Linked DNA regions of Mus musculus: all the other regions are linked to region 2. The links are chromatin loops, found by intact Hi-C in ENCODE. Cell type or tissue: heart. All regions are shown on one strand. Links, peaks and the distances in the headings refer to the core of each region. The heading gives the core; the rest is flanking DNA. Region 1 holds the start of Tapbpl (TAP binding protein-like). Region 2 holds the start of Gapdh (glyceraldehyde-3-phosphate dehydrogenase). Region 3 has its middle 6.2 kb from the start of Vamp1.

Region 1 (10,738 bases), core at 1,894-9,893, 65 kb before region 2:
GCTTGTAATTCAAGGGGTTAAGTGGTGTGACAAGGGCGGGGCTTGGAGTAGAGACAGCAGGAGATCACTGCTGTGCTTGTTGGCTACCAAACAATTCCAGGTTCAGAAAGAGACCCTGTCTCTGAAGAATAAGGTGGGGTAATAGAGCAAGACACCCAGTGCCCTCACCGAGCCTCCACACACAGGCAGGGCTGGGCATACTCACCCACACAAGTGTATACACCGCATATACACAAATACAAGTTAAAAGTGAGACTTCACATAGCTGTCCAGCCTCCTAAAATTCCAATCCTAGAACTAGGCCACACCCCATCTCGTCTGTTCGATCACAGATCTGAACAGGGAGTTGTCACCAGGGCAGACCCAAAGGATTTAACATGGACTGAAAGGAAGAAGGGTCCAGAGTACCGGGGAATCTATCTTCTGGCTCCACCCCCTCTCCAGCCCTCTCATAGTTGGGGCTGATGGGAAAGCTGATGTGGTGATACCAGGTTTTGAAATCACCTGGGGATTTCTTGGGTGCGGGGTGGACCTTAGGGAGAACAGAAAGCAGAGCTGGCTGCAGCCATTACTGGCCTCGGGCGGGCGGCCACAGAGGCAGTTGAAGTGAAAGTGAAAGAGAAACGATAAGAGAACGGAGACCACAGGTGCTAAGTGAGGGTGCTCACAGAACCCCCTCTTCAGCCAGAGATCACTAGCAGGGGAACTGTGGAGAAGGCAGCCAGCAAGGAAGAGCCTGAGAGTAGCCTCCATGGGCTTGGAGCCCAGCTGGTATCTGCTGCTCTGTTTGGCTGTCTCTGGGGCAGCAGGGACTGGTGAGTGCGGAGACCAGGCTGGGGCCTGGGGGACTGGGGGGGAGGAAGCGCCAAGCTAAAGGAGCCCCAGGAAGCCACCTTCTCAGAACAGCACCAGCTTGTCTGCTAAGCCCAGCAAATGAGTGCGGCACTCACAACATGCGGAACCAGTTTGGAGAGGGGTACGGCAGAGAACTCACAGAAAAGGGGGGCTTCCTCGATGGGAAGGCAGGGTGTTAGCATTCTGTGGGACAGCTCACTGCCCTGAGTTGAATCCTTAGAAGAGGAAGGGGCTCCCCAGGCTAAGAAATCATTGGGTTGGTGACTCCTGGTGGGCGTGGCTATGGCAGAAAGCAGAGGCCTCTGGGAAAGTTGGGTGATGAGAAAAAGGTTGTCAATGTCCCTAGGAACAGCAGTGTCTTGGCTCCTCTCCCCTGTGGCAGTATTTCTTATTCCTTTTTTTTTTTTTTTTTTTTAACCTGAGAATTCCTTTCCAGAAATTCCCTTGCATCCCACAGCTGAGACTCAGAAATACAAAGCATAAACCCCTCTGGCTTTGATCAGGACAGATCTAGGACTTGAAATAACTCACAGAGCCGCTGCCTGAGTAGCAGGTGCCTCAGCAGAAGCTGGGTTTATAGATGACACCAGGACAGCGGGGCTCAGAAGGCACCTTTACCTGCTGCTCAGCCCGGGGCTTGGTGAAGGGGTGGGAAGAGTGTGGAGGACGAGGGTGCTTGTTCCACTTTCCCTGCAGACCCTCCCACAGCGCCCACCACAGCAGAAAGACAGCGGCAGCCCACGGACATCATCTTAGACTGCTTCTTGGTGACAGAAGACAGGCACCGCGGGGCTTTTGCCAGCAGTGGGGACAGGGAGAGGGCCTTGCTTGTGCTGAAGCAGGTACCAGTGCTGGATGATGGCTCCCTGGAAGGCATCACAGATTTCCAGGGGAGCACTGAGACCAAACAGGATTCACCTGTTATCTTTGAGGCCTCAGGTAAAATCTCCCCATCCTAGGCTTCCTCCACAGGAACAGCCCCGTTCCCAGTTCTATCTACCCACGCCTGCCCCCCCCCCCCCCCGGTCTGGCGTTGTCCATCCAACATTACTTCTGTATGCTGCCCTTCTCCCCAGTGGACTTGGTACAGATTCCCCAGGCAGAGGCGTTGCTCCATGCTGACTGCAGCGGGAAGGCAGTGACCTGCGAGATCTCCAAGTATTTCCTCCAGGCCAGACAAGAGGCCACTTTTGAGAAAGCACATTGGTTCATCAGCAACATGCAGGTTTCTAGAGGTGGCCCCAGTGTCTCCATGGTGATGAAGACTCTAAGAGATGCTGAAGTTGGAGCTGTCCGGCACCCTACACTGAACCTACCTCTGAGTGCCCAGGGCACAGTGAAGACTCAAGGTGAGAAAACAAAATGCAGTGGCACAGGAACATTTTGTATTATTGTGTGTGTGTGTGTGTGTGCGCGTCCATGCGCACATACGTGTGCACATGCCACAGCACATAGGTAGAGATCAGAGGACAGCTTATAGAACCTACCATGTGGTTTCCAGGGATTGAACTAGTTCACTATGCTTGGCAGCAAGCACTTTATGCACTATGCCATCTCAATAGCCCCAAGATAGTTTTTTGGTTTTTTGGTTTTGGTTTTTTTTTTTTTTTGGGGGGGGGGTTGTTGTTTTTTTAATTTGTTTTTTGTTTGTTTGGTTGGTTTGTTGGTTGGTATTTTGTTTTCTTTTGTGGTTAGAGATGGGATAGAAGGAAGAAAACAAATATCCCACAGGTCCTCCTGAGGTACCCATAGAGCTTCATCTTTTCTTTCTAAAATATCCTGAGTCAAGAAGAGGGGATGCTAGGAGATCCTTATTCGAGCAAGCATCAAAACATAATAATCATCAGGTATTTTCTCCAAAGTGGGGAAGCAACACATGAGGACACTGTAGCTACACATGTCACTACACTCTTATTTAGCCAAACTCATGTTTCCTCCCAGGGAGAGGGAGTCTGGTCTGGTGCTTCATGGCAATTACAGCAGAGCACAGGGAGAAAGAAGTGCTCAGTAGCTCTTACTAGTGAGCCCATTCCTCATTCTCTCCCACTTAGTACCTCCTACCAGGTTCAAAACCAAGAGGAAACATATTGACAGGCACCTGGAGAGTCCAGTTCATTATTTTGCCTCCAAAAAGGAGAAAATCAAGTCCACAGAAGATGACGATGAGGGGGCCCCTCTCCTATCCCTGCAAACCCCTAAAACATTAGCCTTTAGTATTATGTTGTCCCATACTGAGGATAGAACCTAGAGCCTTGTGCTAAACACGAGCTCTACTACTAAACTACAGCTTCAATTCCTTTTTCAGTTTTATTGTGAAACAGGGGTCTCACCCAGATGCCCTGGCAGGCCTGGAAACTTGTGATTCTGTCATGCCTCCTTAGTAGCTGATGGTACAGGCATATACTACCACACCCTCCGGCTCTACAGTCCTTTCTGAATGTGCCTTGCCACATCAGAAAAGATGTTCAGCATCTCCTATCCTTGGCCATGGGTAGTTTAGTGCTTCTCCCTTTTTGAACTTATTCAGATCTACAAATAAATGAAACAACATACCCCCACCCAGCCGTGACTTATTTCTGACCTATTTCGTCAGCTGTCATAGTTCCTCTCTACCCGACTAACATAGATATCCTCCCCTGGACTGACTAGGCTGTAGGGACCACAACACTTCACCCCCAAATGCTCCCATGTGCAGTTAGGGCTGATAGCTGAAAGTCAAGGCCACTCTGCTTCACAATAACCAAGGATCCCAAAAGCCTATCAAGGCTGGGGAGTGCTCTACTCACAGTAACAAGGGTCCAGTGCACACAGGACTTAACAGTATTTCATTCATGGAAAGACGTGACTATTGAAGCTGGACGTACTGTCCACATCTGCAGTCCTTGCACTTGGAGGGACTGAACCACGAAGATTGTGGGTTTAGGCTCTCATGTGTGCCTTGCTGCACCATTAATTTATGGCTCCACTGGACAGGAAATGAACTCAGTACCACTGTCCAGGGAAGGGAGCCGGAGCTGTCTGTCCATGGCTCAGAGGCCAGGTGACCTTAAGGAAGAAACAGTCTGTAAGTCACCCTTTCTTTCTCTCTACAGTGGAGTTCCAGGTGACATCAGAGACCCAAACCCTGAACCACCTGCTGGGGTCCTCTGTCTCCCTGCACTGCAGTTTCTCCATGGCACCAGGCCTGGACCTCACTGGCGTGGAGTGGCGGCTGCAGCATAAAGGCAGCGGCCAGCTGGTGTACAGCTGGAAGACAGGGCAGGGGCAGGCCAAGCGCAAGGGCGCTACACTGGAGCCTGAGGAGCTACTCAGGGCTGGAAACGCCTCTCTCACCTTACCCAACCTCACTCTAAAGGATGAGGGGAACTACATCTGCCAGATCTCCACCTCTCTGTATCAAGCTCAACAGATCATGCCACTTAACATCCTGGGTAAGGACAGGCCTTGGGTTTTCTGGGATAAGGGAGAGGGAGATGCCTATGGGAATGTTTCCCAGACTAGAATCCAACCCCAGAGAAAATTTCCTCAGAGAAGGAATGCATTCCCACAACCCAAACACCATCTTCATTCTGGAGGTGTGGGTGATCAGATAAGGCGTCTCACTGAATGCCAAGATAATACCCCCAGGAAATAACTACATCAGAATAAAAACCCTGGGCTAGCTGTCTGTAATTTCAGTCCCCTGGACCATTTCCTTGAGAGGGACCCTGCAGGTGTCCAGGCAAGGAAGTCAATCACAGGGAGAAAGAAACCTTGGTTCAGATTAACTTCTTCAACCTGGATCCGACTTGGGAAGTCTGATACAAGGCGATTTATCCCCAACAAACTTAAACGCAGTATAACTGGGGGAAAAGTTATGCTGGTATAATACAGTCCCTTGTAATTACATCAAAACTGGACTTAGAGTCCATGTCATTTCTTTCAAGAAAATGGGTTCTAAAGATAGGAAGCCTGTATTAGCTTTAGGGCTTTAGGGAAGGCTCTGAGATGTTCTCAGTCATACAGATAGTGTAGAGGTCATTTGGGCTATCAGCCACCTCTGGTCCTGGTTTTGGGAGCTTGGGGGAGCCCCCTGGTTATACAGATAATATAAGGGTCATTTAGATCACCAGCCACCTCTGGTCCTGGTTGGAGGAGCTTGGTATGGCCTGGACCAACAGATAACACAGATCCAGGCTATTAATCACTTCCAATTTTCAGCTTTGTGGATGGAAGAACAGGTTTTTGGGGGTTTTTGTTTCTTTGATTGATTTTAGAACAGGTTTTTTAAAAACATCTTTCCCACTGTAAAGACAGTCCTGCGTGCTTCATTCCTAGTTGCTCTGGAGACCTGCGGCCACAAGGGCCTTCATCTTATGTTCCTAGCACTTCCTAATGGCGGCAACAGCCAATTAAGGACAGGCAGAAAGCAGTTCTCAACTCAATGAGCAATCACTGGCTTGCAGAGGTGATAAAAGAGAAAACCAAACGGTAGGGTATGTGGCTCAGTGGTATAGCACTTGCTAGTACTTATAAGGCCCTAGGTTGAATTCCCAGCCTTTTAAGATCTGTGTCCAGGAAGAGCCCTCACCCCAACATCTTGAAACACTGAGGAGTTTCCGTCTCTATAACATACCTTCACGCTTAAAGAGGCTGCAGGCTCCTCTGAGGGCTCTGGTCGGATACCTCTAAAATCTTACTCCTTGTTCTTTCTCCAGCTCCCCCCAAAATACAACTGCACTTGGCAAACAAGGATCCTCTGCCTTCCCTCGTCTGCAGCATTGCCGGCTACTATCCTCTGGATGTGGGAGTGACGTGGATTCGAGAGGAGCTGGGTGGAATTCCAGCCCAAGTCTCTGGTGCCTCCTTCTCCAGCCTCAGGCAGAGCACGATGGGAACCTACAGCATTTCTTCCACGGTGATGGCTGACCCAGGCCCCACAGGTGCCACTTACACCTGCCAAGTCGCCCACGTCTCCCTGGAGGAGCCCCTTACAACCAGCATGAGGGTTTTGCCAAATCCAGGTACTGGGGGTGTCCTCTCTCCTCCCCTGTCTGTATTCAGGCTGGGACTCCCCTGCTTACAGGTCATCTTTGGCTGTGTGCTATTCTCATGCGTTTCCTCAGTTCCACCTTCTGCACACTCTTTATCTTATCTTTATCTTTCCCAGAGTGGCATCCTCTACCACTATGAATCCCCAGCCTCCAAATAATGAGATGAGTAAGCTTGGGCTGGGTATCAGAGGTAAAGGAGTGCTGCTCCTTCCCATAGGAGCTAGAGAGACAAATTGAGGCAGACAGGGAAAAAGACCCAAAACAGACCTTTGAGCCCAGCCCAAGTTCAGCAGGAAGCCCTTAAGACTGGAAGCACAGTCCATATGAAAACCAAACGACACAAGAGTCTACAGAAAACCTAGGGGCCTGAGGGTGTGTGCAAAAAAGGGCACGAGGCAATGATACTTAAGACGATTACATCTGCACACCCATATGACCAAGCATTGGAAAGTCAGCTTCTACACTAACTTTAATATTTTATGTGTTTGCGTGGTTTGCCTGCTGTAGTGCACCATGGGCAAGCAATGCCCATGGAGACCTGAAGAGGGCATCAGATCCCCTAGCACTGGAGGTACAGATGCTTGTCAGCCACTATGTGGCTGCTAAGACTGGAACCCAGGTCCTTTGCAAGAGCAACAAGAACTCTTGACTTCTTAGCCAACTCTCCACCCCCAATATACTCAAGAGCTTCTGAGGGTGATCTCACATATTACACCTCCCATTTATTTTTGGAAACCGGTCTTCCTGAGCAGGCTGGCCTCAAACTCCTCTGCCAAGCAGCCCTCCTACTCAGCCTCCCAAATAGCTGGGACTACAGACACCATCGCCATGTCCAGAATTCATCTTACAGATGAGTAAGCTGGCATTTGCAGACACTGAGCAGTTTGCCCCAGGTTCTCTACCAATATACAATAAAGGAGACACTATAACCAAAAGGCAAGCTGCAAGCCCTTACGTGTTTACACCCTATATCTACACACACTTCATCCCAAAGGCCACAGAATGCTGCAGTTTCAGGCAGGAAAGGATGTGCACCTCACAATGAAATATCCAAGAGCTCCAGACCTATTTGGTTGCTCGCTAGACTATGAGCTTCCCCAAAGCTTGCCTTTTGTTTTGGCTCACATCATTCCCCAGCTATTTGCTGGTAGTCACTGAGATAGCCTCATTCTCTTCTGTAAAACATTTTCAAATGTCCTGAGATAGAATAGGGTCTAGTGGGGTGTGCCTATAAACACAGCACTAGAAGGCTGTGGCAGGACTCCTAAGTTCAAAGCCAGCTTGGACATCATGAGGCCCTGTCTCAGAATAACAAAGCCCCGATGGAGTAAGAGGCAGAACAGCAACACACAAACTTGAGAGTCTTGAACAAGTGCAGTGCTGCTGCGTGGGCAGGCTCCCGTCCTTCCGTGAGGATTCACAGCACCCAGGCCAGAGCTCCCCTCCTAAGGGGAGGGGTACTGGAGGGTGAGGGCTCAGCATGTGGTCTTGTGTTCATTCTCACCCACAGAGCAGAGAGGAACCTTGGGAGTCATCTTTGCCAGCATCATCTTCCTTTCTGCGCTGTTGTTGTTTCTGGGACTTCACAGACAGCAAGGTGAGTTTGTAGATCAACCTACTCTCAGGTATCTGCCCACCCAAACCAGGGATGAAGTCCAGTGTGCTGAGTTCCAGATGTTTCTACCATACCCCCAACATCTGCTTTTGGAATTATCCCTATTGAAAACAATCTTGTTCCGTTTTTCTCTCAGCTTCTTCATCAAGGTCCACCAGGCCTATGAGGCATTCTGGGTAGCCGCCTGCCTGCCTCCGAATACAAAGTAAAGTACTCCACATCCTGGCTACTTAAAGGACCCCGTGTGAGGTGTGGGGCTGAGCTGGGCCTGAAGGTGCCAGCACATTGGGAGTGCAGTACTGGCCCTGGACTGTACAAGTCTCTGCTTTCTGTGCTATTGAGAAGAGAGCCCTGGGCTGATGAAAAGGGACAGGACAAGAGGATGGCAGAATTATCAAAGTGGAAGCTAACACCATCTATGTGAGGTATTAAGAAATCGGGGGTGGGGGCTGGTGAGATGGCTCAGTGGGTAAGAGCACCCGACTGCTCTTCCGAAGATCTGGAGTTCAAATCCCAGCAACCACATGGTGGCTCACAACCATCTGTAACGAGATCTGACTCCCTCTTCTGGAGTGTCTGAAGACAGCTACAGTGTACTTACATATAATAAATAAATAAATCTAATAAAAAAGAAAAAAAAAGAAATCGGGGGTGGGGGGACACACAGGGGAGGGTTACCTAAAAAGGGCTTTCCTTCTCAAAGGAGAAAGGGAAGGAGGAATGGGGGTGGGTCTTCATGCAGAGGTACTAGAAGGAGAGAGGGAACTGATATTGGAATGTAAAATGAGTAAATGAAAAAAAAGTCAGATGTAAAAAAATTCTCTTAGAAAAAGGATCAAAGTGAGGGAAGCGGGAGAGGCTGTGACCACTCATGAATGCCAACACTGTCAAAATAAAAACATGCTGTGACTACAGCGCACTTTCTTCTCTCTCTCCCTGTTGGTTCCAAAACATTCCTAGCTGCTCCAACTCCCAACTCGTTGTTTCAAGGTACGAAGCAGAGGCCCTGGGCTACATCTGCACCGTTACATCATCAGATATTAGGGTTCTGACCCTTCAGACAGCTGCCAGGAGTTTTGGGAGAGTTATACAACACTCCCTCAGCTGCACGAGAGCTTCCTTGTGCTCACTGCTATGAAATACCTTATGGATACAGTGCATCCGAGCCTATAAAGACCATGAATTATGATGTCTGTTATCAAAAGTAAAGTGGGGGGCTAGAGAGATAGCAACCCGTGGATAGGAGCGCTGGTAGATTTTCTACACAACCTGGATTTGGTTCCCAGAACCACATGGTAGCTCACAACCATCTGTAACTAATTCCAGGAGTCTAACGCCCTCTTCTGTCTTCCTAAAGCACCAGACATGCATGTAGTACTCACACATACATGCTAGAAAAACAGGTATATGCATAAAATAAAAACAAATGCATCTTTAAAAATATCTGTGCATGAGTGTGCCTGTGTGTATGTGTACCACACGCACCCAGATGCCTGCAGAGGTCAGACGGGGCCCTGGATCCCCTGGAACTGTAGCTACCTACAGGTGTTAGTGGCCATGTGGGTGCTGCAAACGAGACCTAGGTCCTCTGAGAGTTCTCTTTAGTAGATCTATTTATCTTACCATTTTATGTGTGTTGAGTGTTTTGTGTGCAAGTGTGTATGTACACCACCTGTGTGCCTGGTACCAGGAGAGAGTGTCAGATCCCCGGGGACACACAGAGGGCTGGGGTCGGGGTGGGAGGTTGTGATCCTCCATATAGCTGCTATAAATTGGACCCAGGTCCTCTGCAGAAGTAACAAGTGCTCTTCACTGCTGAACCAACTCTCCAGCCCTAAATTAAGATTTTAAAAATTAAGTTGTGAATGATGGTGCATGCTTTAATCCCAGCACTCAGGCAGCAGAGGCAGGGGGATCTCTCTGAGTTTGATGACAGCCTGGTCTACAGAGTACATTCCAAGGCAGCCAGGGCAACAAAGAGAAACCTTGTCTCGTGGGTGGGGGGAAGGTTTTCTGGGTTTAGAAGCTAGTTTTTGCAGACATTAGGAACAGACCAATGTCTTAAAAGGAGGTGGGGGAAGGGCTGCAGAGATGGCCCCGTGGCTGGGGCACTGGTTGCTCTGGGGAGGATCTGGATGCCAGGCACACACATGTTGTAAATACATACATGCAAACACTCACACGCATACAATAAACAGAACTAGATCTTGAAGTGAACTTGCTATTTCAGAAGAATTAGTATGGAGAATCTACTTACAAGGCAAGCACAATGGGGCACACTGGAAACCCTGTCTTGAAAAACTAAAGAAAATAGAAATGAAGCTGAAGAGGGGAACAAATCATGCATGAGGACCAAGGAGGTACGGGCTGGAAGCCTCCCCCAAGAGGTGACAAGCAGGTGGAGAGGCCTGGGAGGGGCTGAGAAAGCCTGCAGCTGTCTGCTAGCATTTGGTGCCCACTCAGCTTCCTGTCAGCACTTCCTCTCACCAGCACCTGCAAGCCTGGCTGTTTCAGGTATGAAGGCTAAGACACAGACCACTTCCGCTGCCAACACAGAGACTTTAATCTCCAGGAAGAACAAAGAATACACACATCAGCCCTTCTGGCCTAGAGCCAACATAGGACACCACCTTCCTCTCCCCCTCCCCAGCACAGCCCAAACAACAATCAAGTCAATGTTGTGGTAGGAATTTGTATTTTTCGCCTTTGTTGAGAATACATGAGATTGGTAAATATGTCACATGCCTTTGGTGGAAGTACAACTCTTACTACTATACATAAACTGTGAGACTGGGTTAGGAAAGAGACAGAGGTAATGACAGACACGATGGAAGCCCCACATCATCCCATGGCAAACAAAGAGGAGATGTGGGAAGCTTGGCTTCAACTGACTGCAAAGTCCCAGGGTTAGCTGCATATTTGCTCATGCACATGGGTGGTGGGAGGGAGAGAAGACTGCAGAGACACAGAAGGGGGTTCAGGGTGAGGTGAGATAGAAAGTAGAAGGACTAACACCCCCAGAAGAACGAATGCCAACTACACCTAAGCCTTAGATGGACAGAAACCCAGGAAATAATTCCCGTGCTGGGGCTGGGTGGGCCAACAGGGAACATACGCTCCAGGCTTGGGACACACCAAGGACAGTGTTGCTTCTTCTCCAGAGATGGCTCCCTGCACTAGGCAAAGGGAAGCCCAGAGCAGAGTGGAGACCTTCGGGGGACATTGGGAGGCTACA
Region 2 (10,738 bases), core at 1,316-9,315:
AAAAGACAAAATAAAACCAAAGAATGCCTTTTCTCCCTTCCACTTGTGGCAAGAGGCTAGGGGCTTCCCTGTCCTGGCTCAGGGGTATAATATTTCCTCTCCTGTGTTCTCCCCTCACTGATCTCACCCTGTGTCCACGAGGGCAGCCAAAAAAGGAGAGTCCCTGGCTCCAGGGCCAGTCAGCACGTCCCTGGATGGGGAGGGACTTCCGCCCTCACGTCCCAACTCTCCACCCTGGGGCTACAGTGGGTGAAAGGGGCAGTGTCTCCTAGCCTGGGCGGGGCAGCTCTCAGGTTCCGAGGAGGGATACTATAGGAGGCCTCTGAGCCTCCTCCAATTCAACCCTTAAGAGGGATGCTGCCCTTACCCCGGGGTCCCAGCTTAGGTTCATCAGGTAAACTCAGGAGAGTGTTTGTAAGTCTCAATTATCAGGTTTCCAGGCTGCAGGGCATCCTGACCTATGGCGTAGCAATCTCCTTTTCAAGCGTCTTCCTGGCCACCCCCTTGCCCTCACAGCGCGGTACACAAGCCAGGCCTCTGGCCAAAGACAGAAGCCAGGAGGGGGGGGGGGGCAGATAGGGAAATGGGGCTCCTGAGGGCTCCCGCGGGAGGAAAAGTGCCCCCACCCTGGCATTTTCTTCCACTCTTTTTTTTTTCGGGGGGGGGGGTTGCTGTGTCACTACCGAAGAACAACGAGGAGAAGATCCTCAACTTTTCCGCAGCCTTTTCAATAATGGGGAGAGGTTCGATGATGCAGTGGCAGGGAGACCCACACTTCTCCATTTCCCCTGTTCTCCCATTTTACTCGGGAAGCAGCATTCAGGTCTCTGGGTCCTGGATGTCCTTGGTGCACACTCCAAGGACTCCTCGTCCTTAAGTTCATAGTCTGTATTCCCTGAGTCCTATCCTGGGAACCATCACCCGGTCACCTCCTGAGCGGGGCAATCTCAGCTCCCCTCCCCCTATCAGTTCGGAGCCCACACGCTTGGTGCGTGCACATTTCAAAAATGAGGCGGGTCCAAAGAGAGGGAGGAGGGGAAATGAGAGAGGCCCAGCTACTCGCGGCTTTACGGGTGCACGTAGCTCAGGCCTCTGCGCCCTTGAGCTAGGACTGGATAAGCAGGGCGGGAGGCGGGGCGCGCGTCATCAGCTCCCCCCCACCATCCGGGTTCCTATAAATACGGACTGCAGCCCTCCCTGGTGCTCTCTGCTCCTCCCTGTTCCAGAGACGGCCGCATCTTCTTGTGCAGTGCCAGGTGAAAATCGCGGAGTGGGCCGCAGGAGGCCGGGGACAGTCGGAAACTGGGAAGGGGAGTGGGCACTGTACGGGTCTAGGGATGCTGGTGCGAAGTGTGCAAGCCGGACCCAGGCTCCGCATTGCAGGGGGGGGATGATGGAGGACGTGATGGGGCGCACGGCGGGAATGGAGGCGGGGTGGGGGAGGGGACTGCCTGGTGTCCTTCGGGCCACGCTAATCTCATTTTCTTCTCCTGCAGCCTCGTCCCGTAGACAAAATGGTGAAGGTCGGTGTGAACGGGTGAGTTCCAGGGCGGGGCCCTGCTCCGTTGCCTACGCAGGTCTTGCTGACCCGGGGGCTCTGCAGTACTGTGGGGAGGTGGATGAGGTGGCCGAAGCGCCCAAGGAGACCTCAAGGTCAGCGCTCGGACCTGGCGATGGCTCGCACTTGCGGCCCCCAGCTGCTGCACCTCTGGTAACTCCGCCTTTGCGGGGATGAGCGGCCCGGAGTCTTAAGTATTAGGAACAACCCCACGCGCCCGTTCAGACCCATCCCGTAATCCCCAGTCCGGGGCTTCTTTCTTTACTTTCGCGCCCTGAGGAGTCACGTGCCAGGAGGGAAGCCCCTCCCCCATCTCCCCCTTCCTCGGGGTCGGTGGCATGGCGTTGTGAGGTGCATACCTTTGCGCATCATCTCCCAGGCTTGGGCTTCCTTTAGGGTAACTGGCCGCCGCCATGTTGCAAACGGGAAGGAAATGAATGAACCGCCGTTATGAAATCTTGCTTAGGCCTTCCTTCTTCCTAGCTTGTGACTAACCTCATTCCTCTCGGCTGGGTGGAGTGTCCTTTATCCTGTAGGCCAGGTGATGCAAGGCTTCCGTGCTCTCGAGAGAGTTCTACCTCACAATCTGTCTCACCTTATTAGCCTTAAAAGCCCTTGAGCCTTATTGTCCTCGGGCATAATGCGTATTCTAGATTATTCTCTGAAAATCAAAGCGGACTTACAGAGGTCCGCTTGACCTCCCAACCCCAGAGGTAGTTATGGCGTAGTGCAGAGCCGTGGGATGGGGAGCTGAGTCATGGTGGTTCTGAAAAGAAATTTTCCACCACAAAATGGCTCCTGTAGTAGCAGCCCCTTCCATCCCCTGCACTTCCCATCACAGCCTCGCACTGACCCAGGCCCTATAGGCCAGGATGTAAAGGTCATTAAGAGGATTGGGTGTCCCTGCGCCTCAGAATCCTGCCCTTCTCCCCGTTCCATCCTCCAGAAACCAGATCTCTCCACTCCGCCCTGATCTGAGGTTAAATTTAGCCGTGTGACCTTTCTGGATCTGGGGTCTGAGCGGGCTCTCCACCCTGCTCCCCCTACACACATCTGTTGCTCCGGCTCTCATTTTTGCCCGAGAAGAACAGGTGTTTCGCGAACGAGCCCTGGGATTAGGGTTGGAAACCCCCCACATGTTTTCTCAGTCTTTCCCCTTAGTTCGAGGGACTTGGAGGACACAGGTGGGCCCGCCCTGTGCTGCTCACGCTGACCTTTAGCCTTGCCCTTTGAGCTTGCTGATGAATGAGTTCACAGGTCTGCCCTGTCCAGGGGGTGTAGCCTGAAGTCCAGCCATGCTGGAACAAACTTCCCAGGGCATGAGTGATGGGGGTGATGTGCCAAGCTTGTACCCAGACTGGGGCAAACTGCCACTTCTTAAGAGACTTAGAATGACTTGGAGGAGGTTTGCTGGGCAAGCAATCACCTCTTGGACAGGAAAGAAACCTCCACTTTATAACCGTGCTATAAAAGCCCTGCCAGGCCTCGGCTGCTCAAAGAATATAAAATTAGATCTCTTTGGACTTTCTAGGGTGGGAACAGTCTATATTTGGGTTGTACATCCAAGCATTCAACTAGCTTTATTAAAGGGAATTCTGAACAAAACATGAACTTCCTGATGCATACATTTCTAATGTACTGTGTCTGCATAAAGGCTTGTACCTTTGTTGTGGTACGTGCATAGCTGATGGCTGCAGGTTCTCCACACCTATGGTGCAACAGTATTCCACTCTGAAGAACATGAGATAGCCTGGGGCTCACTACAGACCCATGAGGAGTTCTGATCTCAGCTCCCCTGTTTCTTGTCTTTCAGATTTGGCCGTATTGGGCGCCTGGTCACCAGGGCTGCCATTTGCAGTGGCAAAGTGGAGATTGTTGCCATCAACGACCCCTTCATTGACCTCAACTACATGGTCTACATGTTCCAGTATGACTCCACTCACGGCAAATTCAACGGCACAGTCAAGGCCGAGAATGGGAAGCTTGTCATCAACGGGAAGCCCATCACCATCTTCCAGGAGCGAGACCCCACTAACATCAAATGGGGTGAGGCCGGTGCTGAGTATGTCGTGGAGTCTACTGGTGTCTTCACCACCATGGAGAAGGCCGGGGTAAGTGGCCGGAAAGCTGAAGGTGACGGGCACCCTTGATATGGTGCAACCTGAAAACCAAGAACTGAGTCTGAAATCAACTTCTTTCCCTTAAACAGGCCCACTTGAAGGGTGGAGCCAAAAGGGTCATCATCTCCGCCCCTTCTGCCGATGCCCCCATGTTTGTGATGGGTGTGAACCACGAGAAATATGACAACTCACTCAAGATTGTCAGCAATGCATCCTGCACCACCAACTGCTTAGCCCCCCTGGCCAAGGTCATCCATGACAACTTTGGCATTGTGGAAGGGCTCATGGTATGTAGGCAGTGGGGAGACAGCTCATGCATTTCTTATCTTACCCTGCCATGAGTGGACCCTTCTTTGTAGGTGTCCCTTTTGGGTAGAGGGGTGCCGTGCAGGACCTCACTCATTGCCCCCGTGTTTTCTAGACCACAGTCCATGCCATCACTGCCACCCAGAAGACTGTGGATGGCCCCTCTGGAAAGCTGTGGCGTGATGGCCGTGGGGCTGCCCAGAACATCATCCCTGCATCCACTGGTGCTGCCAAGGCTGTGGGCAAGGTCATCCCAGAGCTGAACGGGAAGCTCACTGGCATGGCCTTCCGTGTTCCTACCCCCAATGTGTCCGTCGTGGATCTGACGTGCCGCCTGGAGAAACCTGTATGTATGGGGAGAGCTGGGCTTGTCTCTGGTGTGACAGTGACTTGGGACAAGGATAGTCATTTTGGGGTTTGTTCTTATCAGGCCAAGTATGATGACATCAAGAAGGTGGTGAAGCAGGCATCTGAGGGCCCACTGAAGGGCATCTTGGGCTACACTGAGGACCAGGTTGTCTCCTGCGACTTCAACAGCAACTCCCACTCTTCCACCTTCGATGCCGGGGCTGGCATTGCTCTCAATGACAACTTTGTCAAGCTCATTTCCTGGTATGTGGGGATGGGAAACCTGACTTTTAAGAGCAACTGGGGGTTTGGTGCCCTCTGGTGGCTAGCTCAGAAAAGAAACCCAAACTAACAGTTGTCCCAATTTGTTCTAGGTATGACAATGAATACGGCTACAGCAACAGGGTGGTGGACCTCATGGCCTACATGGCCTCCAAGGAGTAAGAAACCCTGGACCACCCACCCCAGCAAGGACACTGAGCAAGAGAGGCCCTATCCCAACTCGGCCCCCAACACTGAGCATCTCCCTCACAATTTCCATCCCAGACCCCCATAATAACAGGAGGGGCCTAGGGAGCCCTCCCTACTCTCTTGAATACCATCAATAAAGTTCGCTGCACCCACCTCTCCTTGGTTTTAATGCGGTGTTGGGGGAGGGAGGGTGTGTATGGGGAGGTGAAGCAGGCTCAATCAACTTTTGTGCATGTATCTTTATTGGCTCTGACATCCAGCTGGGTGCCGGAAGTCCAGGGCTACATTCTATCCAAGTCCCAGCCCAGGGCGCCTGTCCTGAACAGCTGATATGTCTGGCAATGCGGAGGGTGGGGCTTGACAATGGGACAGGAAATGCAGTCTGAGACTCACTTGTTGGACAGCACTGACTTCCAGAGCTCACTGCTCTTGAGAAAGATCGGTGTCCTTTTATCTGCAAACAAAGGTTAATTGTACCCAGCCCTCCTGCAGACAGACGTAAAATTAGATAAAATTGGAAGGGCGCCCAGTACAGTAAAACCTAGTGGTATCCATGAAGAGGGGCTGTAGCACTGGTCGATGCTTTGGTTCGTGCGTCACACAGTGACTCAGTGCTTGGGAAGTATTCCACACCGTCATTGCTTTTAAAGGTTCCATTCCAATAGTTCAACATAGCGTCTCCTGGGAGGTCGTGACTGACTCCCTAGGTCAGGGACATCTTAACCTTTTGGTTTTGTCAGTGACAGCCATGGCGGCATACCCTCAGCTGCTCACTGGAGAAACAGGCCCCGAGCACCAGTAACCTGCAGGCCACACCCATGTGCGGGCAGCAGCTTCACCTCCTCAGCCGCGACCTGGGCCCAGCACAGGACTTCCCAAAGGCGAGCCTGCACGGCCATGTTCACTGCAAGAGGCAAGTGAACAGCTGGGAGCATGTGGACAGAGCACCCCACACCCTCCAAAGCCTTACTAGGGAGCAAAGCCCTATCCCAAGGTACATGATGAATCTGCTTCACACGAGTGCCTAGGCAAGTTAGCACCAGTACAAAATCCAAGATACCCAAGGAATACAGGCAGGTCCCGTGATCACATTCCTTACAAAGTGGAAAAGGGAGGCTCACAAGTGTCCTGGCAGCATTCCGAAGATGGAGAAGTAGCAGATACCCACATGTGAGGAAGGCAGGAAGGAGTGTCCCAATGTCATGGGCGTTGTACAGGGAGGGTGGGGCTGAGCCTAGCTCCAGACACCCCAGAACCTGGGGAGGGACAGCCCAGGGCCAGGCTTCATGCAGTGGCACAGAAGACCCACACCCCTGCAGACCCACACCCCTGCCCCAGTGAGCTCTGGGGTGCCAGACACTGGTTTCTATCTCATGGAGCTATCAGATGAGACGTCTCGATCGGAGTCCTCAGTCTCACTCGGCGGTGGCGGCGGGTCGCTAAGCGGGACCGCAGTGAAAGCAGGAGACTTTCTAGAAAAAAACACCAGCTGTCACCTTGGACCAAGCAGGAAGGCTGCAGACTTCTAAGCTTGCTTTCTCATGGCCTTCTGAGGTACAGGGGGTGCCAGGCAAGGGCTGGGGAGGGAAGAAGACACTTCCCTTTTCAACTTGATGGGGAGCAGTGCCTCTCTTATCTTGGGGGGCTCTGAGAGGCTCAGAGATCAGAAAAGTGCGAAGTCACAGCACGGAGATGCCCCCTGAGCCACGCTGGGGCCTTAGCTTCTTGTCCAGCAGTAATCTGGTATGGGGGTGGGGGCTGCTGGACCCCAAAACTCCTGGGTGCAAGCAATCCTCTTGCCTCCAAAGTGGCTGGGGTGGAGCCACAGATCTCTTGTAAGCATGCACACTATACTCAGCTTGATGTAATTTGGGAGATTGGGTTGGGTTTTTTGTTGTCTTTGAGACAGGGCCTGTACGCATTCCTGTCTGGCCTGGAACTCTATACAGAGGTGAGGCTGGCCTGGTACTTGGAGTACCTGCCTGTTGCTTCTATGCATTTGAATGACAGATATGCGCTAGCACACCTGACTTACTGTAGTTTCTTGGATTTTGTTTGTTGTTGCTATTTGGTTTGTTTGGGACAAATTTTTGCTGCTGTCGTCCAGGACAGCCTAAAACTCATGACAATCCTTCTGCCTCTGCCTTCCAAGACTGAAACTGCAGACATGTACCACTCTGCCTGGTTTGCAGTAAATTTTAAAAAAAATTTTTAATGTGTGTGTGTCTGTGTATGTGTATCTGTCTGTGTGTCTGTGTGTGTATGTGTGTGTCTGTGTGTGTATCTGTCTGTGTGTGTTTATCTGTGTGCCTGTATCTGTCTGTGTGTATGTCTGTGTGTATCTGTGTGTCTGTGTCTGTCTGTGTGTGTATCTGTGTGTGTGTGTTTGTATCTGTGTGTGTGTCTGTGTGTCTGACTGTCTGCCTGTCTGTCTCTGTGTGTGTGTGTGTGTGTACACAGGGCCCCACACAGGCTAGGCAAGTCCTCTACCACTAAGCTATACTCCGAAACCCCAGATTTACTCTTACACAAGGTCAAACACATAAACCCGTGATTTGGATAAGATCCTGTCCCCGTATCTTTGGTCCTTGCCTGGTTTAGGTTCTAAGACACTCAGAGTTGGGACACTGGTCAGTTTCATCTGATGGCCAAGGCAGGGAGAGGAAGCTTCATTCTGGGCCACACCTACAGGCGACTCCCAAGGACAGCTGGACATAAAGATGTGACCTGGTCCCTGCCCACAGACCATCGGGGCCTATTCCAGCCTTCCTCCCTGGGAGAGAGACCCAGCCCGCTCGGGGCAGGCCCTTACCGGTCCCCGGACTGTGTGATGAGCCGGCGGCAGGTCTCCATCTGCACGTCCAGGCCCCGCTTCATGCTGCACATCTCCATGTACTCATGCAGGTGTCGGTTCATGTCGTTCTTGGCTGTGGCCAGCTCCAGCTGCAGTAAGGTGGGGTCAGGGAGGACCACGGTTAGCAAACCCAGGCAAGGCCCTGGGGGCCAAGCAGCTCAGGAGACAAGTAAGCTACAACTGCCTGTTTCCCCCAGGATATGGAGGAGGGGTGGGGCAACTGGCGATCTGACTTCAGGCCCTCACTGTGGCTAGGCAAGGGCTCAGGACAGTGCTCCCCGCTCGGCCCTGTCCTGCCAATCCACTCCTACTGCCACCCAAGAATCAATCAGCTGATGTCTGAGTTCTCTGTAAGAACAGCAAGAGCACACAACACAGTAAGGATGGTGCGGTGCGGTGCGGTGCGGGGAGCACGCATCCCTCCAGCGCTTACTCGGCTCAGGCAGCAGGGTCCCGAAGGCAAACCTAAATATAAAACCCGGTCTCAAAAAGGGGTAAGGAGGCCACACCAGGCGGCTCAGTGGATAAGGCTCCTGCGCATCTGGCAATGTGAATTTGTTCTCTAACCTCCACACATGCACCGTGGCATGTGGAGAGAGAGAGACACACACACACTAATAACAATAATAATAAAATTTAGTATTTTGGGGGCTGGTGAGATGGCTCAGTGGGTAAGAGCACCCGACTGCTCTTCCAAAGGTCCAGAGTTCAAATCCCAGCAACCACATGGTGGCTCACAACCATCCGTAACGAGATCTGACGCCCTCTTCTGGTGTGTCTGAAGACAGCTACAGTGTACTTACATATAATAAATAAATAAATCTTAAAAAAAAAAAAAAAAATTTAGTATTTTGTTTGTTTGTTTTTCGAAACAGGGTCTCTCCATGTAGCCCTGGCTGTCCTGGAACTCACTCTATAGACCAGGCTGGCCTGGAACTCAGAAATGCGCCTGCCTCTGCCTCCCGAGTGTTGGGATTAAAGGTGTGCACCACCACTCCCGGCAAGGCAGCAGTTCTTAACCTGTGAGTCTCAATCCCCTTGGGGGTTGACTATCAGACACTCTGCATGTCTGTATTTATGTTATAATTCGTAACAGTAGCAAAATTAGTTATGAAGCAGCAATGAAATAGTTTATGCCTGGGGCCACCACAGCGTGAAGCACTGTGTTAAGGGTCACAGCGTCTGGAAGGCTGAGCACCACTGCTTTAAGGACAGACAGGGCCACTCATCTGTCCATCTTTGCCACTGAGCCTCCCCTCAACTGAAGCTAATTCACTGTGAAATATTCCAAAGCCTCGCTGCAATGGAGGGAACCTGGCTGCTTCTGTTTATAGCATTTCATTCCACATCATCTTCTCCCTTATATCCTGCTCGCCCACATAAGAGAGAGACCTTCCTCCTGAGTGATTACAGGGTAAATCCCCAACAAAAGAAATGGGGGGGGGGAGTCTCTGTATCAAGAAAAGTCTCCCTTCCAGAGCTGACTCTGCAGCCAGGTTTGAAGGCAGCAAAAAAAGTAGGCTGAGGCGGAAAAGTATCTAGGCCAGAGACAAACTGCGGCCTCTCTTTGTTTGTGATACAAAGGCCAGGGGCCAGATAGGGAGAATCAGACTGCGGTGGGGAGATTTGCTTGGCTGCCTGAGGGCAAAGACAAGGAGGCCGAGTGGCCTTGAAGCATGTGGATCAGCTGTGGGAAGTCACCCGAAACAAATGTGAACTGGACCGGGTGGGAGTGGGCCCCAGGAGCAGACAAAGGAGACAGCCAGGACACTGGCATTTTGGGTCATCTGCTGAACAGCTGGGTGGTAAGCCACAGAGGAGATGGCTTGAAAGGCATGCTTGTTCCCACAGCAGACTGCACCATTTGTGAGAAAAACATGACACTGAGGATCAGAGCTCAGCTGCCACCCCCCACAGACAAATGCACACAGCATTCCAGGTCAGAGATCAGCTGCCACCCATGTACATCAACACGCACACACACACACACTATTACAGGTCAGAGAGCAGCTGTCACCCATACATACCAACACACACACACACTATTACAGGTCAGAGAGCAGCTGTCACCCATACATACCAACACACACACACACACACACACACACACACTATTACAGGTCAGAGAGCAGCTGTCACCCATTCATACCAACACACACACACACACACACACACTATTACAGGTCGAGAGCAGCTGTCACCCATAAATACAAGCATACCCCTCACTCCCTCCCCTACCCCACCTCCATTATAGTCTCTCAAAGCATAAGGCAGTACTACCAGCCATGTCTCTAAGTGTCATATGTCACCCTGATTTACACACTGAAGGGGAAGATGCACATTCTAGAAGATGCCTTCAACAAATCACCCCCAAATTTCAGACTCAGTGTGGGAGAGGCAGGGGTAGAGGTAGATAGGAGCGATGAAGGGGCGGGGCCATGGAAGAAAACTCCACCCACCACTCTGCATCACCATTCAATAATGGGGGCTGGTCTATCTCTATGCCAATAACCCTGAGATCAAGGGTCATGGAGATAAAGGTCCTACAGATGCTCCAGGGAGACCCAGGAGCTACTCTGCTACCAACGCTACCAAGTGAGCATCCTTTGGCTTTCTCCTCAACTCATTCTCCCAGGAGAGAACAGAAGTCATACAACTTAGGAACAGCTTCAAACATGTTCCCAATTTTTTTGGGAGGGCAGGGGGAGAGTAGAGGTTTGAAGCAGGGCTTCTCTGTGCAGCCCTGGCCATCCTGGAAGTAGTTCTGTTCCCCAGGCTGTCCTCGAACTCACAGAGATCCTCCTGCCTGTTTTCCCACTACCAGGACTAAAGGTGGCACCACCACACTCCATTTTATAGGTACTGGTATCAAACCTAGGGCTTCACGCATGAAGGTAGGCAGGCATTCTACCATGAGAGCACAGTCCCAGCCCAGGGTGCTCTTCTCTGTCCTACCACATCATGTTTACACTTAGTTATTTGTGGCCTAAGGGATGAACCACAGAAGGGCAGCAGCTCCTGATCACTGTGCTAAGACTCCTACCTGGCTGACGGTAGGGAAAAAAGGACCAAGCCTTAAAT
Region 3 (10,738 bases), core at 846-8,845, 48 kb before region 2:
GGTGCCCTTGGAGGCCAGAGGAGGGTTATTCCCTAGATGGTTTTGAGTATATGTGAGTGCTGGGAACCAAACCCTCTGCAAAAGCAATATGCTCCCTCCACCACTGAGCCATCTCTCTCCAGCCCCAGCCCTTTCCTCTTTACTCCTCCTCCAAAATCTAAGTAGAATCAATTTTTCCTTCTCAATACTTAAAGACGTTTCTTCTCTCTTCCAGTAGAATCCCTTTCCTAGACATCAGTTGTAAAATTCAACATTATTTTATGCTTCACAGCTTTAAAGGAATCTATAGCTGTGGTTGCGTTTTCCTAGCCTTAGAATTCTTATTTTACATTTAGTGGAAGCTTAGGTTTTGGATGCAGTGTAAATGTTTATATCTTAGGCATCCATGCAAAAGGAAAGAGAACATAGTAACATTAATAGGACAGTTACAACTTGACGTTCAGAGACTCTTTTCCCAGCAGAAACAGAGGCTTGTGTAGTCCAGGCTGGCTTCAAACATGAAATGTAGTCAAGAATGACCTTGAAATTCTGGTCCTCCTACTTCTGCCTCCTGAATGCTAGGACTGCAGAAGTTTACCACCATGCCCAGTTTTCTGCAGCGCTGGTCAGCGTACTCTGTTCCTTTTGCATGCTAGGCATTCACTCTGCCAACTGAGCTCCATCCCCATCCCCCAGAGACTAACTCTCAGGCAATCATGTGTTTCACTCAGATGTCCACATGTTGGTGTCCTGTGTGCAAGCGTTTACGTCTTTGGAGATGCATGCAGCATTTCATTACTGGACAGGACATACTCCTTTTCTCCCTCTGGAACTTCCTTTCAAGGGCCTGGCATTCATTCTGCAAGTTGTGACATTTTGATGTTCATGAGCAGGTATGACAAATACAGTGTGGGTAGAGCCTGACTAAGCTACAGCAAAATTTCTGCCAAATGGCAAAAGAAAGACGGAACGGAAAAGGGGGGACAATTCTAGATTCAAGCCTGTGTCCAGTCTTGTTACCGGGTACCTACCTAATTACCACAAATGCCATTCACGGCTATTTTTCTTCTCTAAACTTGTTACTTTAGATCTGACCCCTGCCCTGTTTTTTATTCTGTTGCACTTTACAATTGATGATTTTGGTTTTGATTTTGGATTTCAAGACACGGTTTCTCTGTGTAGTCCTGGGTGTTCTGGAACTCGCTTTGTAAAGCAGGCTGACTTCATACTCAGAGATCCGCCTGCCTCTGCCTCCTGAGTGCTGGGATTAAATGTGGGCATTACTGCTGCCCGCTTTTAGATCATTTTGCCTCATGGCAGGTATGACTTGGTTTGGTTTTCTGCCGTATTCCCACCTCAGCCCCCCCAGCCCCCGCCAAGTGCTGGGATGACACTGAATAGGAATTTTAAAAGTATGTTCATGAGCTGATGAGAAAGAAAACATGGACTAAAGGTCAAACAAGTGAAAGCTGACATCTGGAGAGGCAGCTGAGCATTGCTCTTGAGCGTGGTGGCCTCGTGGGGTAGCAGCATAGCATAGGAAACAGCATGATGGTCTTACTCAAAGTTCAATCCCTAACAGAAAGCCCCTACATAAAGTTGGAATCCCTATATTGGCAACTAAGGGAGTTTTTAAAGTACTGGCCCCCGCATGCTCTTCAATTGAAATTATTTACAAACTAGGTGGCTGCTGAAGCTCTCTTTGTCCTTTTAAATATTTGAATTCATAACCTTGAACTGTGTTTTTAATACTTTGCCTGAAATCCTTGTTTTATTCACTTCTGAGAGCCTTAGCATCTTTTCTTCCTAAAATCATCCTGGCAAGAATCTCCAAGTGGTCTGGCATTGACAGTGGCACCCAGCACCAGCAAGAGCAATGCAGACCTCCCTGGTAAGCTCCTCTTCAGTGGAGGCCTTGGGGAATTTCCACAGAGACAGTTCCAAGAGAAATAAATTGTGGTCATATGCTGAAAACAAATCAGGGAAGAAATGCCAAGAAACAGAGAGACAGAGACACGAATTAAGGAAATTAAAAAGCCATGCCAAGTAGTTCAACGTCTGAGTAATAAAGAATATGAAAAGGGGGAAATTGGGATGTATGGGAAAAGGAAATGTGTGGGCAGGGAATTAATTATCCTGAACTAAATGAGCTTGTCCAGACCAACTTGTGGGTTCTAGCTACCACAATGACAGAAAAAGAATAGCATTAAATTAGACACATCTTTCTGTAATCTCAGAACAGGAGAGCAAAACAGGAGGTTTTGAAATCTTTCAACAAGAGAATAAACATGGGACAGGAGGGAGAACAGCACCATCAGTGCAGGCGAATAGTGCAGCAGCGCCTAAAGAGCTTTCAGGGGCTAGAGAGGCTCGACAGGATGAGAACCGTCTGCTCTTCCAGGAGACCCAGGTTTGCTTCCCAGCTGGCAAATGGTGCCTCACAACCATTTTTAACTCCAGTTCCAGTGGATCTGGAGCCCTCACACACACACACACACACACACACACACACACACACACACACACACAAAAATAAATAAATATTTTTAACCTGGGCAAAATGATTATTAACCTAGAATTTTATATCATCTCAAATATTAATAAAGGTGAGGGGGAACCAGGGCTCTGATGTCATCTACCTGTAATTTCACCACACAGAAGAGAATGGAGAAGAGGATCACTTGAGGCTAGAAGATCAACTCCTAACAAGACCCAGTCTCAAAAAAAGGTGGAACTAAAGATGTCATTCAGATAATGTAGGGAGTCAGAAATGTTACCATCTCCCCTGTCGAAACAGTCCACTGTGTGATGGGCTCTGGAAAATAGGAGAGAGACAGGCGACAGTTCTAAGGCATGGAACGGAGGGTCGTAACAAAATGCTTGAAATGGAAACCGTACTAAGGATCAAGATACAACCTGCCCTGACTAGATTAGAAGAAGGAAGCCGGGGGTGGTGGCACACGCCTTTAATCCCAGTGCTTGGGAGGCAGAGGCAGGTGGATTTCTGAGTTCAAGTCTATAAAGTCTATTTCTGAGTTCAAGCCTGGTCTATAAAGTGAGTTCCAGGACAGCCAGGGCTAGACAGAGAAACCCTGTCTCAAAAACAAAACAAACAAAACAAAAAAACAAAAAACAAAAACAAAAGAAGGAGAAGAAGAAAGGAGAAGGAGGAGGAGGAGGAAGAGGAAGAGGAGAAGAAGAAGAAGGAAGAGGAGGAGGAGGAGGTAAGCCCTCAGTATACAGTCTTCAGGCAAGGCATTAATGCAATATCTGACATGCTTAGGCATTTGGAAACTGTCTTGGTTAGTTTTCTATTACTATGAGGAAACACCATGACCGAGGCAAGTTGTAAAAGAAAGCGTTTAGCTTGGGTAGCCACGGACCATCATGGCCCATCATGGCAGGGAACATAGCTACAGGCTGGCTAGAGTTTATATCTGGTCCCACAAACCTGAGGCAGAGAGAGTGAGAGAGCTTACCTGAGGCAGAGAGTGAGAGAGCTCAGTAAGAATGGTGGGGATTTAGAAACTCCAAAGCTCACCCCCAGTGACACACCTCCTCCAGCAGGGCCACAGCTTCAAACAGTTCTTACAGAGTTCCACCAACTGATGACCAAGACTTAAAACCTATCGGGACCATTCTCATGTAAACCACCAGAGAAACTAAGGCAAGTGTTTCACAGATCTAATTGGGTATAACTTAGGGATAAATAGTATGGTTTTTTTGTTTTGTTTTGTTTAGTTTTAAGTTTCAATGATGTATTGCTTTTCTCATATATGTGTGTGCGTGTTATTTATTTATTTTATGCATATGAGTATACTGTAACTGTCTTCAGATGCACCAGAAGAAGGCATCAGATCCCATTACAGACAGTTGTAAGCCACCGTATGGTTGCTGGGAATTGAACTCAGGACCTCTGGAACAGTAGTCAGTGCTCTTAACCACTGAGCCATCTATCTAGCCCATGTTGTTTTTCTTTTTCTTTTTTTCTTTTTTTCTTTTTTTCCATGTTGATTTTCTTTACTGTTATTTTATGTGTATGTTTTGCTGGAACTTGTGTCTATCTACGCATGAATACAGTGCCTGTAAAGGCCAGAAGAGGGAGCCTGAGCCTGGAGTTACATATGGTTGAGCTGTCATGTGAGTACTAGGAATTGAACCCAGGTCCCCTAGAAGAGCAACCAGGCTCCTAGGGGCTGAGTCATCTCTCTAGCCCCAAAACTTAAAACTTCTGTCTTAAGATAATGGAATCTTAAAAAGAAAAGAAAGTTACTGAATAGGAAAAACATTTCAAATAATATATCTAATAAAGAACTTCTATCTAAAAAAGAAGAGGGCTGGTGAGATGGCTCAGTGGGTAAGAGCACCCGACTGCTCTTCCAAAGGTCCAGAGTTCAAATCCCAGCAACCACATGGTGGCTCACAACCATCCGTAATGAGATCTGACTCCCTCTTCTGGAGTGTCTGAAGATAGCTACAGTGTACTTACATATAATAAATAAATAAGTCTGAAAATAAAATAAAAATAAAAAAGAAGAAAGAAAAAAACTTCTGTCTGTGATAGATAACAAACCTGTGCAGTTCAAAAAGAAACTAATTTGAGCCACATGGTGCATACCTTTACTCCCAGCAGAGGAGAGAGGAGAGAGAGAAATTAGTTTGAAAATAGGCAAAGGACGTGTTTAGACACAAAATGCCAATAGACACTAGAAAAGATGCCCTGTGTCATAACCATCAGAGAAATGCAAATAAAAACTACATTGAGATACCAGTTCACCCCCTACAAATGCTGAAAAACTCTCAAAGTATTGTCAAGAATCTTGACAAATGACATCTTCATACATCGCTAGTAGGAATACAAAATAGTGCATTTGTTGTCTTGAAAAGTTTCAAAATTGCTCAAATAGTGTACCCAAGAAAAAAGAAGATACAAACACACACACTCACAAACTTGTACGTGATGCAAGCGCTCAGAATTTGGGGTTCAAGAGAAACTAAGTAGATTGTGTTTTGAGGGAGAGATTTCTTAGGAGTGCTATCAATGCCAGAGAAAGATAGCACGACAGAATCTCCTCTTACAGGTTTCAGAGACCTGAGGAGGCCCCATGTCTGTAGTTGATGAGTAGCCTACAGTATGATATGATCTACAGTCAGATTGTCTCTGATTCCTGGGGAGTCAGGAAAAGGTTTGGACCTTCAGTTAATGTGTGTCTGTCATATGGGAAGTGTAGTGGTTTGAATGAGAGGGCTGCTGTAGGATTGTGTATTTGAATGCTTGTCCCTAGTTGGTGGAACTGTTTGGGAAGGATTAGGAGGTGTGAGGCCTTGTTGGAGAAGGTGTGTCACTGGGGTGGACTTTGAAGTTTCAAAAGCCTGGGCCAGGTCCAGTTAGCTTTCTTACTGCCTCATGTTTGTGGATCAGATGCAAATTATCAGCTACTGCTCCAGCGTCATGCCTGTCTCCCTGTGTTCCATGTTTCCCACCTTGATGATCATGGACCCTAAACTGTAGGCAAGCCCCCCACCTCCCAATAAACTCTTTCTTGTGTAAATTGCATCGGTGACTATGTGCCCTCAAAGCAATAGAAAAATAATTTAAGACAGGAGGTATCACTTAACAGCTCCTAAGAACTTCTAGTCCCAAGTAGTCATGTATTTATGATAAACTTCCATGAAACATTCACAATACATAAAAAAGCAGACAGCAGTAGGTGTTCAGTTCTGGGAGGGTTAACTGGGATAACTGGAAATAATGGCTGAGGGAGAGATGATGGAAATATCAAAACTTGGGGGCTGTGGTCCAGATGTAAAGTGAGTAAATAAATTAATGGGGAAAAGGAAAATATCTAAAGTCAATTATGGTGATAGGCACACAACTCTAAACAGACAAAAAGTTTCCAAAGTCAGTGAATTGTATGATGCATAAATTACGTCCCTGTAAAAGAGTTTTGATCTCTCCTACTGCCCTATAAGGAAGGCATTCTCCCATGACTCTCTCGCCCTCCCTGGGTCTTTCCTCCCACCAGCAGGCAGCTCTCACCATGAGGGTTTCAGCAGATACAAGATCTACCCCAAACAAGGACAGAACTACACCAGGACTGACCAGGAGGTTTCCCAGTTTCTGAACGCAAAATGCAAGTGCACATGTCTTTTCTAAAAGGAATCCTTGGCAGATAAATTGGACTGTCCTCTACAGGATAAAAAAAAAAAAAAAAAAAAAAAAAAAGAACAGTTGGAAGAAATTCAGAAGGAAAGAAGCCACCGCCAAGTCCATCGGGCCGTCACTGGCACATCTTTTGAGGATATAATGACCAAAAGAATTCAGAAACCAGAACTTAGGGAAGCTCAGAGAGAGCAAGATAACATGTAAGCAAAAGGCTGAAGCCTGGATGGCCTCTCCTCCCCAAGGTAAAGAGAGTATTAATTAGGTAGATCAGAGTCTTAAATAAAGATCCATTTGTGGGGGCTGGAGAGATGGCTCAGCAGTTAAGAGCTCTGGCTGCTCTTCCAGAGGTCCTGAGTTCAAATCTCAGCACCCACACTACAACTCACAACTGTCTGCCCCTCCAATTCTAGGGGATCTGGCACCTTCAAACATACACGGGGGCAAAATACCAATGCACATAGAATAAAAATAAATAAATCTCTTTTAAAAAGATCCATTTGAGGCAGGTGTGGTGGTGCACACCTTTAATCCCAGCACTCAGGAGGCAGGGGCAGGTGGATTTCTGAGTTCGAGGCCAGCCTGATCTACAAAGTGAGTTCCAGGACAGCCAGGGCTGTACAGAGAAACCCTGTCTCGAAAACAAAACAAAACAAAACAAAACAAAACAAAACAAAACAAAAGATCCATTTGTGATTTAAAAAAAAAAGTTTAATAACATAATTGTTCCCGTTAAACATAACTCAGCTCAAAATAATATTTATTTATTTATTTATTTATTTATTTATTTGGTTTTCGAGACAGGGTTTCTCTGTGTAGCTCTGGCTGACCTGGAACTCACTCTGTAGACCAAGCTGGACTGGAATTCAGAAATCCACCTGCCTCTGCCTCCCAAGGGCTGAGATTACAAGCAAAATAATATTTATGAATTCCTAATAATTTAAACACTGCTTACCAATTTAAGCCAAAGTAATGATATTAGTAAAAGTAGGAAGGAAGAGATGTGGAGTGAAAGAGAAAAGGAGAGAGAGAGAGAGGGAGGCGTGACCCAGTGTCCTGGCAAGATGAGTTCTTCCTGTGAATAGCTGCCAGCTCTCTTCCAAAACCGTACCTGGGGCTGGGGAGGTGGCTCACCGGAAAAAGTGCTAACTGTGCAAACCTAAGGACTTGAACAAGATCCATCGCCCACTGAAAAGCCAGGTGCAGCAGAGCATACATCTGTGACCCAAGTGCTGGGCCACAGAGACCGGTACATCCTGGGCCCTCAGTGGCCAGCCAGTCTAGCCAACAGAACATACTCCAGCTCCAGTAACAGACTTGTCTCAAAAACTAAGGTGGAAGGGCCAGATGTGTTGGCACATACTGCCACTCAGGTGGCAGACACAGACAGATCTCACTGAGCTTGAGATCAATCTAGTCTACCTAGAGTTTCCAGGCTAGTCAGGGCTACATATAGATAGACTGAGAGACTAAAGTTTTGGGTTCAGACTCCATCTCAGAAAACCTGACATGTTTGAACTCAAGTACACTAACAGACTGGTACCTAGCTCCAGTTTCCAGGTTACCTCCCAACAAAAACTGAGCCTAAGTCCAGTTTCCAGGCTACCCCCCCACCCCCCCCCAACAAGATCTGGGTCTCCAGGTTACCCTCCCCAACAAACACAGTGTCTAGCACCAGTCTCTAGCCCCCAACAAATCTGGCACACACACCCCACCCCAGGTTACAAGCCCGCCCCTGCCTAACAACCACCAATCAGGAGGAAAACAGAAGTTAAGTTTATGGTTTGGCTCCCAGCACCAGCCAATTTATGCTAAAGGCCACAGTAGCCATCAATTAGATGCTTGCCAGGCCAGAAACACTCACTCCTCGCTTGCCATTTTCAATAAAACTTTGTCCGGATGAGTGCTTTCACTCCACCAAAACCGTCCTGTGGGTCAGAGGCAGTGAGTTAAGCCAAGCTCAAGTTTGAATAAAGACACCCTAATGCATTGAATTCAGCTCCCTTGGTGGTCTTTTGGGGTTCAGGAAAGTTTTGGCACAATAAGATCATGCTTCAGAAAAAGAAAAGAACAAAGAAAAGGAGAGTGAGAGCGAGTAGGGGAGGAGGGGGTAGGGGGAGAGTCTCAGCAGGTAGAGCACATTGCACACAGGCCTTTAATCCCAGCATTAGGGAGGCAGAGGCAGGCAGATCTCTGAGATCGAGGCCAGCCTGGTCAACAGAGTGAGTTCCAAGACAGCCAGGGCTACACAGAGAAACTCTGTCTTAAAAACAAACAAACAAAACAAAAACAAAAAACCGCCAGGCGTGGTGGCACACACCTTTAATCTCAGCACTCTGGAGGCAAGAGGCAGGCGGATTTCTGAGTTCGAGGCCAGCATGGTCTACAAAGTAAGTTCCAAGACAGCCAGGGCTACACAGAGAAACCCTGTCTCGAAAAACAAAACAAAACAAAACAAAACAAAAGTCTAAAATCAGCTGCTGGTGGCGCACACTTTTAATCCCAGCATTCAGAAGGCAGAGGCAGACAGAACTCAGGTCTAAAGAGCAAGTTCCAGGCCAGCCAGGATTACACAGAGAAACCTTGTCTTGAAAAACCAGAAAAGGAAATATGGAAGTGTTTGTTTCTAGAAAGAACATGGGTGGGTAGAGGGGAGGGGAGGATTGCTCTGTCTCATAACATTTTCTAGTCTTTTCTACTAGCTGGGCTCTTGTATGACTTTTATTTGGAAAATATAAATCAAGTATTCAGTCCCTTCCCCCTACGAGTCCCCCCCTCCCCTCTTCCTCCTCCTCCTCTTCATTTTTGTTTTTCAAGGGCTTCTCTCTGGAGCCCAAGCTGGCCTTACATTTGGGTCAATCTTCTTCCCTGGGCTTGCCTGGGATTGCAGGTGTGACCACCAGGCCTGGCTCCTCCCCTTTTCTGAGCTGTAGTTCACACACCATGTAATTCACTCCTTCGTTTTCATTTAATTTTATTGGTGTGTATTCTTTTAGGTCTCACGGAGCCCAGGCTAGCGTTGAGCTTCTGCCCCTCCTGCCGGCACATCCCAAAAGTGCTGGGATTGTAGACACGTATCACCATCTCCAGTAAAAATCCAAACTGGTTAGTTTTGGTTGGTTGGTTGGTTGGTTGACTGATTGGTTTTAGTTTTGGGTTTGTTTGGGTTTTGTTTTTGTTGTTATTGTTGTTTGTTTGTTTTTGTTGTTGTTTTGTTTTGAGACAAAGTCTGACTATATAGCTCTGGCTATTCTGGGACTCTCTGTAGACCAGGCTGTCCTCAAACTCACAGATATTTGATTGCCTCTGCCTCCCGAGTGTTGGGATTAAAGCAGGGTGTGACCATGACCAGTTCTAAAGTGGTTATTTTTACCCCCTTGTCTTAAATTTGAACCTAGGGCCTCAAGCATGCTGGCTCAGCTGTACTACTGAGCGACATCATGGTCCCTTCAAGAGGTTTTCAGTATATACCTTGTTCGACCATCACTACTACCGTACCCAATTTGTGGTTGTTAAGTTTTGAGGCAGAGTCTTGGTATGTAAGTTACTGGTTCTCACACTGTAGACCAACTTCAAGCTTGCCTCTACCTCCTGAGGGGCAGGATTGTGAACATGCGGAAATTGCTCCTTAAAAACTCCATATGTTGAACCGGGCGTGGTGGCGCACACCTTTAATCCCAGCACTCGGTAGGCAGAGGCAGGCGGATTTCTGAGTTCGAGGCCGGCCTGGTCTACAGAGTGAGTTCCAGGACAGCCAGGGCTACACAGAGAAACCCTGTCTCGAAAAAACCAAAAAAAAAAAAAAAAAAAAAAAAAAAAACTCCATATGTTAAACTTCCCACCCAGTATTGGGGATTAAACCTAGGGCCTCACACATACTAAGCAAGAACTCTACCACTAAGCTATAGCCTCAGTCCACAGTTTTGAGTTGTATGTGCTGAAGCTAGAGAGATGGCTCAGCAGTTTAAAGCACTTACTATTCTAGAGAACCTGAGTTTAGTTCTCAGCACCCACACATCAGGCAGCTGATGTGTGGATGTGTAACTCCAGCATCAGGGGAATCCCACAGCCTCTTCTGGCTTCTGCAGTCACATGAATATGTGTGGCTGACTTTCCCAAACACACACACATACACAAAAATAAATGAAGAGTTTTTAAAATTATATTATTTATGTTTTGAAAATAAGTAATAAGGGCTAGAGATGCTAGCTGCTCTCCCAAAGGTCCTAGGTTTGATCCCAGGACCCACAACCAACCCTTCATAGTACCAGCCCCAGGGGACGTTATGTCCTCTTCTGGCCACCAAAGGCACTTATATGGTGCACAGACATGCAGGCCAAACACTCATACACATAAAATAATAAATAAATCTTTCTAAATTTTCTACACATTTGCTTTTTGTTTTGGCTTATTGTAGTTGGATTTTGGTTGGTTTCATGCAGCGCTGAGTGAGGACCCAGCCCAGACTCTTGTACACGCTAGGCAAGCACTCTCCCAACTAAATCATAACCTCAACCTTATTAAAGAAATCTTCAAAAAATAAAAATAAAGTCATATATGTTTATGGTACACAGCATGATGTCTTTTTTAAATATA

Evidence for each region. A loop is a pair of places that touch in the nucleus more often than their neighbours do. Peaks named below come from ENCODE experiments on the same cell type or tissue, not always from the same donor. Only the 100,000 strongest peaks of a DNase experiment are listed, where the experiment ranks them.
Region 1: it touches region 2 in a loop (1.9-fold over the local background); 8 of 42 quality-filtered maps call a loop at or near these places.
Region 3: it touches region 2 in a loop (2.1-fold over the local background); 8 of 42 quality-filtered maps call a loop at or near these places.

The regions. Positions count from the first base shown.
Region 1 is chr6:125,221,611-125,232,348 of GRCm38, reverse strand. It overlaps Tapbpl (TAP binding protein-like), which reads left to right and starts at 489. Exons shown (of 7, transcript NM_145391.2): 1 at 489-815; 2 at 1,552-1,794; 3 at 1,932-2,204; 4 at 3,948-4,286; 5 at 5,553-5,858; 6 at 7,399-7,485; 7 at 7,640-8,144. The coding sequence starts at 752. The coding sequence ends at 7,683. It overlaps Vamp1 (vesicle-associated membrane protein 1), which reads right to left. Exons shown (of 5, transcript NM_009496.3): 5 at 10,043-10,738. It overlaps E130112N10Rik (RIKEN cDNA E130112N10 gene), which reads right to left and starts at 1,080. Exons shown (of 2, transcript NR_015604.3): 1 at 995-1,080. In heart, for the core only: a CTCF peak has its summit at 6,431 (motif pointing right); no DNase peak of the experiment used is centred there.
Region 2 is chr6:125,156,070-125,166,807 of GRCm38, reverse strand. Iffo1 (intermediate filament family orphan 1) reads right to left here. Exons shown (of 9, transcript NM_001302779.1): 8 at 7,616-7,746; 9 at 5,026-6,275. The coding sequence ends at 6,170. It overlaps Gapdh (glyceraldehyde-3-phosphate dehydrogenase), which reads left to right and starts at 1,035. Exons shown (of 7, transcript NM_008084.3): 1 at 1,035-1,256; 2 at 1,497-1,537; 3 at 3,372-3,669; 4 at 3,768-3,965; 5 at 4,100-4,330; 6 at 4,415-4,596; 7 at 4,707-4,956. The coding sequence starts at 1,515. The coding sequence ends at 4,776. In heart, for the core only: a CTCF peak has its summit at 4,660 (motif pointing left); DNase peaks (open chromatin) are centred at 1,767, 2,667, 5,137, 5,897 and 2 weaker places; H3K4me3 peaks cover 4,186 bases; H3K27ac peaks cover 4,193 bases.
Region 3 is chr6:125,203,984-125,214,721 of GRCm38, reverse strand. No RefSeq gene overlaps it. Among named protein-coding and RNA genes, the nearest start is that of Vamp1, 6.2 kb to the left of the region's middle. In heart, for the core only: a CTCF peak has its summit at 4,084 (motif pointing right); no DNase peak of the experiment used is centred there; H3K27me3 peaks cover 1,381 bases.